2 separate regions of the Homo sapiens genome follow, and region 2 is linked to region 1. Evidence: chromatin contacts called from ENCODE Hi-C or POLR2A ChIA-PET data. All regions are on one chromosome and are shown on one strand. Each heading gives the region's core, a stretch centred on a gene start or an enhancer-like site at or near the end of the contact. The rest is flanking DNA. Distances are from core to core; before and after follow the strand shown. Region 1 overlaps TMEM184B (transmembrane protein 184B). Region 2 overlaps LOC105373030 (a long non-coding RNA gene).

Region 1 (3,603 bases), core at 632-3,131:
AAACTATGTATTGGCTGGTCGCGGTGGCTCACGCCTGTAATCCCAGCACTTTGGGAGGCCGAGGTGGGCAGGTAACTTGAGGTCAGGAGGTCGAGACCAGCCTGGCCAACATGGTGAAACCTCATCTCTACTAAAAATACAAAAATTAGCCCAGCGTGGTGACACGCACCTGTAATCCCAGCTACTCGGGAGGCTGAGGCAGAAGAATCGCTTGAACTTGGGAGGCAAAGATTGCAGTGAGCTGAGATTGCATCACCGCACTTCAGCCTGGGAGACAGAGCGAGACTGCATCTCAAAAAACAAACAGAAACCTACATATTTTCTATATTTCCCCCAACATTGAGGCTCATTTCTTGGATGAACAATTTAAATGTACTGTGCCTCTCTGGCAATATTTTCCAAAATTACAGATGTTTCTATACTTTCACCGGCAGCTCTGCCTCCCAGAATTTATTCTACGGATGGGTTAACACGTGTGCAAAATGATTTATTTGCAAGGTTCGTCATTGTTGCCTTATTTTTAATAGCAAAAGATTGGAGGCAGCTTAAATGTTCATTCGCAGGGGCCAATGAACAAACCATGGCCCGTCTAAACATGGGATACCGCGTGGCCATAATACATAAGATGGACGCTCAACGCACTGTGCCGGATTGAGCAGCAAGGTGGATTGCCGAGGGAAGAAGCAGGTCTGGGCGGTGTGTCTCGGAGCTGCCATCAGTGTAAAAGGGAAGAGAATCAAAAGTGTCTTTGCTTGTCTATGCCCAGGGGGTCTCTGGGCAGACACCGCAAGTCGGTGATTGTGATGCCTCTGGAGGGGGTGCTGGTCATGGGAGATTGCTTGTTTGCTGGAGATCCCATGTACCTTTTGATTGCTGAAGCAGGTGAATGTACGCCTTTCCAAGAAATTAAAATGGGCCAGGTGCGGTGGCTCACGCCTGTAATCCCAGCAGTTTGGGAGGCTGATGTTGGAGGATCACTTGAGGTGAGGGGTTCGAGACCAGCCTGGCCAACATGATGAAACCCCATCTCCACTAAAAATACACAAATTAGCCAGACATGGTGGTACATGCCTGTAATCCCAGCTGCTCTAGAGGCTGAGGCAGGAGAATCATGTGAACCCTAGAGGCTGAGTTTACAGTGAGCCAAGATCATGCCATTGTACTCCAGCCTGAGCTACAGAGCGAGACTCTGTCTCAAATAATAAAATAAAATAAATTAAAAACATAAGGACTGTAACCTTGCCTCCTGCCCAGTGTAGGAAGGTCAAGGTTCTGGCTACTTCTCAAGTACAGGAGCCTCACTCAGGCCCCAGACCACTAATCAAAAAATATGTGCTTGGTTCTCACAAAGGGGCCGAGTGTGAGGGCTTGGGTGTTGCTTGGTAAATACGACCCCCGGTCCCGGCCTTGGAGAGATGGAGCCCTCTCTGGGCCCCTTGGACACACTGCTGTTGGCTGACTTTGTCATTTTCAACCCTTGCTCCGATTGGCTCACGTCATGATTTCTGAAACCTTTGGGGGCTTCCCCACTGACAGAAAGATACACTTTAACTCAGCACTGGGCATCCCAGGCCCTCTTTACTGGGCCTCTTCTTGAGCCGCACTTGGCCTGTCACCCCTTCCTCTGTCTGCCCTCTTAACTCCCCACCTCCGTGCCTTTGCTCATATAGTTCCCTTTGCCTGCCTTTCCGTCCAGAGCAGTCTCCACGTGCCCAGGTCCTGTCTGACTTTCAAGGGCCAGCTTAGTTTCCACTTCTGCACTGCCTTCTGACCTCCCTGGCTTCTGTGTAAACTGCCCAGATCAAGCCACACAATGGTTCCTGCACCCAAGGAAGCTCCCTGGGGCCCCCTCCTGGCCACTCGCTCTTCGCCGGTAGTCACCACTCACACCTTGGCACTTTCGCGTGGTGCCTGCCGCTGCCTGTTTGGGCCTCCCACACACAGAGTGTACAGAACGGACTCCTCGGTGTCTGGCTGCCTTCCCGCAGCACTGTCAGATCATCCAGGTTGCCTGTAGTGGCCCTTTGGTTTTTTTCTCTGCTGCGTAGGAGTTCACCAAATATACCACTATTTATTCATTCTCCTGTGGACAGGCATTGGGTTATGTCCAGCCTCTTCGGTGAATTCATTCTTGTCTTTGGGGGCGCGTGTGCGCTCTTTGCTGGGTATACACCCAGGGTGGGTTGATGGCTTACCTGACTCAGAATGTGTTTGCATGAATGAAATTCAGGTTGGTATGAGAAATCTAGGGTGTCCTGGCTGGAGCCAGGCTTCTTGATTACAGGGACAGAGCAGGTACAGGGATCCTGGTTTAGACAGCCTGCTCCCATGGGGTGGTAGCATTGTTGGGGTGCAGGATGCTGAATCTGCAGGGGACCTATCCGCTCAGTGCCCAGTGGGATTTTAGCTGGCTGGAAAGGTGGTCACATGTAGAGGGGCTCAACAATCCAGCTAAAGAGGCTGAGCGTTGGTCCATTGTTCTCAATTTGAGAGAAAACTGAGATCATCAAAATTAGGACTGGTATGTACTAAAGGAAAGAACCTAATTACAAGGCTGAATTGAGTAAGCCCTCGCTGAGGGACTTTGGATTTCTTTGTTGTTCCCCTTTATTTCTGCACCCCCACCCAAGTGACAGATATGTACATGATTGGATGATTTTGCTTTCCTGGTTGAGAGATTCCTGGGAACTTGGCCCAGGAGAAGGGGGAGAAATGTGGAGCCGCTAGAGTGGCCTCCGCTTGTTTGTGTTGATTGAAGGGGAGACGGAAGGAGAGCTGTGGACCCCTGACCCCTTGTGAGGGCATGTGATCCTTTTCAAAAGGCTCACCAGGCAGAAGTGCCTGGCCAGGGGCCGCTCTTTCCCTCTAATCCCCTCTGGAGAAGGGCCAGGCTGTGGGTTGCTGACCTGCTCTGATGTGGATCAGCCTCCCCCAATAATGCAGCTGCCCAGAAGCTCAGAGAGCCCAGGCAACCCCCAAAGGCAGGAGGGCCGGCTGTCATTCCCGTTGTCATTCCCAGGCGGCTGGAGTGGGAGCAGAGCGGTCAGTTCAGATGAACAGTGCTCGAGTCTGACCCCAACCAGCGAGTTATGGTAAGATGGAAGGTTCTCCATCTATATTAAATAAGAGAACAAAAGCCCTCCCAGGCTGCATGAATATTCCAGGGATATATATGTGAACGGGTTGCCAGTTTAGCTTGGCCTGTGGGTGGCAGCCGCCTGAGTGAGCACTTCGTGGCTGCAGCTCTAAAGGGTTTGGATCTGAAACTAATGAATGAAAATATGACCTCAGAAGATTTAAAGAGAGCAAATACCCAGCAACAGAACCTGGGTCCCAGAGACTGTTGGGAGCATGAAATCCCAGGCTGGCCGAAGGAGGAAGTGGGAGAGCAATGGCAGCTGACATCACATGGTGCCAGACCTTCTCAGTGCTTTCTGTGTTCACTCATTATTCCGTCCCTCTCTCTCAGAGGCAGGTATGGCTGCTTCCCCATTTTATAGATGAGGAAGCTAAGGCAAGGAGAGGTTGTGTAACTTGCTCACAGACACAAAGCTAGCCAGTGGCAAAGCTGGAGGTCAGGTCTAGGTGGTCAGGCTCCAGAGT
Region 2 (3,603 bases), core at 667-3,166, 150 kb before region 1:
ACCCCCTCTAGGGACACTAAGGAAGGACGTCCAAGCAGAGGGACAGCATATACAAAGTCCCCTTATAAAAGAGGGGGCTGGGCCGGGCATGGTGGCTTACACCTGTAATCCCATAGCACTTTGGGAGGCTAAGGCAAGCGGATCACCTAAGGTCAGGTGTTTGAGACCAGCCTGGCCTCAAACACTGTCTCTACTAAAAATACAAAACTTAGCTGGGCGTGGTGGCGGGCACCTGTAATCCCAGCTACTCAGAAGGCTGAGGCACAAGAATCACTTGAATCCAAGAGGCAGAGGTTGCAGTGAGCTGAGATTACTCCATTGCACTCCAGCCTGGGCGACAGAATGAGACACCATCTCAAAATAAATAAATTAAATTAAAAAGGGGGCTGCCATCATCGGGCAGGGTGTTTCTGGCTTCCAGAGGAGCTAGGGGGCTTTCAGCCCTTTGCCACATTTTACAGATAAAAAACAAAGGCAGGCCGGGCATGGTGGTTCAGGTTTGTAATCCCAGCACTTTGGGAGGCAGATCACAAGGTCAGGAGATCGAGACCATCCTGTCTAACATGGTGAAACGTTGTCTCTACTAAAAATACAAAAAATTAGCCGGGCGTGGTGGCGGGTGCCTATAGTCCCAGCTACTCGGGAGGTTGAGGCAGGAGAATGGTGTGAACCTGGGAGGCAGAGCCTGCAGTGAGCTGAGATCGCGCCACTGCACTCCAGCCTGGGAGACAGAGCGAGACTCCATCTCAAAAAATAAAAAAGAGAGTGGAGCCAAGCCTTTCTTTCTGGAGGAGGCAAGGGGTTGCGAGGGACCCTCCAATGATCAGACTCTAGATTTGGTGAGTCAATGTGGGGACGGGGTGCAGATGGACGGGAGGGTGGGAGGCAGACTGTGGGCACAGAACTGGGGTTGCGGGCAGGTGGAAAGCTGGAGGTGCTTTGGCTGCATTCCAGAGCACAAGACCATAGTCAGCAGCTCCTCCATTAAAGGGGAAGCCAAGTGGGGCGCAGTGGTGCACACCTGTAGTCCCAGCTACTCAGGAGGCTGAGGTGGAAGGATGGCTTGAGCCAGGAGTTCGAGTCTGATTGCCCCGTGAATAGCCACTGCCCACCAACCTGGACAACATAGTGAGACCCTGTCTCTCTAGAAAAATACAAAATAGAAGGTGAAGACAAGACTCAAGCAAATCTCCCAAGGCCTCCGGGCTCCAGGCTCCCAGCCCCTAGGCCTCCAGGCAGGTTTCCCAACTGCTCTAGGTGCCAGAGTCCCAACATCCAGCCACACTGGCCAGGCTTGAGTCCCATGCCTGTCTTGAAACCACTATTACGGCCAGAGGACCACTCTCACTGGCTAGGCCTGAGCTGTGGGCATGGAGAGGCTTCTGATCTTAATGGGGAGACTGGGGGTCCTGGCTGTGGGCCCTGGCAGCCTTTGGGGAGGGGAGGGAAGGCCAGAGGGTCTGAGAGCCCAGGAGGGGAGGGAGGAAAAAGCCATGGGTGGGGGTGTGTGCAGGAGAAGGTTCATCCGAACCCGTCTAAGCCAAGGTCTGGTCACAAGGCAGCACAGAACCCTGGAATCAGGGTCCCGCTCTGCTGGGCCAGGTAAGGCCACACCAGACCTTGGAGGCCCAGCTACCCCATCTGTCAGATGGGGGCAACAGTCATACCAACCTCACCGGCTGTTAAGAGAGTATAAAGAAGAGTAGGCATTTAGCTCAGCATCGGCAGCTGTTATTTTTATCCTCATCTCTCAAAGTTCGCCTCTCAATCCCAGGCACGCACTGACTCTGGCTCGGCACCAGACAGTTGGCAACGCCCCTTTGCAGCCGGCATCTGCAGGGAGGCACAGGTGTCCCCGTCTACAGGTGGGAGACCAGGCCGAGCAGCCCGAGGTCCCTCAGAGGTCAGAATCAGGACCTCACCCAGAGCCCCCGACTCCAAACCCGGATCCTCCCATGGCCGCAGTGTTGGCCGACTTGAATTAGGGGGGGTTGGTTGGGGGGATGGGCTTCTTCGCCTGTTTTCCCTCCTGTCACAGAAGGACCAGAGTGACCTCATTCTCCCCTCCCCCGGGAAGTGCACCCCAGACAGGGGCTGTTACTAATTATTCTCACTCCTCCGCGGGCCCCTGCGGGCCCCGGGGTCCCTGCTCCACAGCGCCGCCCGGTGGCCGCCTCCGGAGCTGCCGGCTGCTGCAGGCGGACTGGCGTGGCCCCAGCGGAGCCCCCGCACCCGGAGCCCGTCTGGTTCCCCCGGCTTCAGTTCTTGCCCCCACACCCGCCCGCAGGCTTCACTCCTTCCTGCCGCGAGCACCCGGGGGCGCCTGACTCCCCGCACGCGTGTCCCCACGCGCACCACTGCTGCTGCCAGCAGGAGTCACCACGCCCATTTCTCAGGTGTACAGGTCAAGGCTCTGGAGGCGAAGGGACTCCCAAGGTCACGTGGCCAGGACGGGGCGGAAGGACCTTGGGGCAGACAGCCAGGAGTGGGAGGCAGAATTGGAGTCCGGGTATGACTTTGTTCCCTCATTTTGTTTGGAGCACCGGAGTCTGCAAAGTGAGTTTCACAGACACGATCCAGCCCTGCGCTGCTCCCAGCGTGGCCCCCGGGCTACCCGGATCAGCCTCCGGGCTGCGCTGTCCAACACAGTAGCCCCGAGTCACACTGCGCACTTGAAATGTGGCTGGTGTAACTGAGGTGTGCTGTGAATGTAAGATACACACCGGATTTCAAAGACTTTGTAGTAAGAAAGATTGCAGGCCGGGCGTGGTGGCTCACGCCTGTAATCTCAGCACTTTGGGAGGCTGAGGTGGGCGGATCACCTGAGGTCAGGAGTTCGAGACCAGCCTGACCAACATAGTGAAACCCCGTCTCTACTAAAATACAAAAATTAGCCGGGCGCAGTGGCGGGCGCCTGTAATCTCAGCTACTTGGGAGCCTGAGGCAGGAGAATCGCTTGAACCCGGGAGGCGGAGGTTGCAGTGACCCAAGATCGCGCCATTGCACTCCAGCCTGGCAACAGAGCGAGACTGCCTCAAAAAAAAAAAAAAAAAAAGAGAAAGAAAGAAAGATTGCAAACTATCTTTAAATTATCGTTTTTTGTTTTTTGTTTTTTGTTTTAGATGAAGTCTCTCTGTAGCCCAGGCTGGAGTGCAGTGGCGCGATCTCTGCTCACTGCAACCTCGGCCTCCCAGGTTCAAGCCATTCTCCTCCCTCAGCCTCCTGAGTAGCTGGGATTACAGGCACCCACCACCACGCCTGGCTAATTTTTTGTATTTTTAGTAGAGACGAGTTTCACCATGTTGGCCAGGCTAGTCTCCAACTCCTGGCCTCAAGCGATCCTCCTGCCTTGACCTCCCGAAGTGCTGGGATTACAGGCATGAGCCTCCGTGTCTAGCCTTCTTTTTACTTTTTTTTTTTTTTTTTTTTTGAGACGGAGTTTCTCTCTTATTGCCCAGGCTGGAGTGCAATAGCGCTCACTGCAACTTCTGCCTCCCGGGTTCAAGTGATTCTCCTGCTTCAGCCTCCCGAGTAGCTGGGATTACAGGCATGCACCACCACGTCCAGCTAATTTTTGTATTTTTAGTAGAGACAGGGTTTCTC

Evidence for each region. A loop is a pair of places that touch in the nucleus more often than their neighbours do. ChIA-PET counts read pairs that join two places held with the same protein, here RNA polymerase II (POLR2A). Pooled maps may share reads with other maps.
Region 2: a loop to region 1 is called in a pooled map, with 2.2 times the contacts of the local background. The contact joins two enhancer-like sites. A Hi-C loop is called at or near these places in 1 of 50 pooled maps. POLR2A ChIA-PET finds 5 or more read pairs at or near these places in 3 of 52 experiments (H1, K562 and WTC11).

What each region holds. Positions count from the first base shown.
Region 1 is chr22:38,260,514-38,264,116 of GRCh38, reverse strand. All of the region lies in intron 1 of TMEM184B (transmembrane protein 184B), which reads left to right. Among named protein-coding and RNA genes, the nearest start is that of TMEM184B, 11 kb to the left of the region's middle. RefSeq lists enhancers at 1-231, 1,704-1,793, 3,178-3,347, 3,578-3,603. Within about 2 kb of position 1,881, at least 20 of the 41 ENCODE cell types and tissues checked have a DNase peak (open chromatin) inside an H3K27ac peak, as active enhancers do.
Region 2 is chr22:38,411,529-38,415,131 of GRCh38, reverse strand. The region is part of intron 4 of LOC105373030 (a long non-coding RNA gene); the gene reads left to right. Among named protein-coding and RNA genes, the nearest start is that of TPTEP2-CSNK1E, 14 kb to the right of the region's middle. RefSeq lists a silencer at 2,076-2,275. Within about 2 kb of position 1,916, at least 3 of the 41 ENCODE cell types and tissues checked have a DNase peak (open chromatin) inside an H3K27ac peak, as active enhancers do.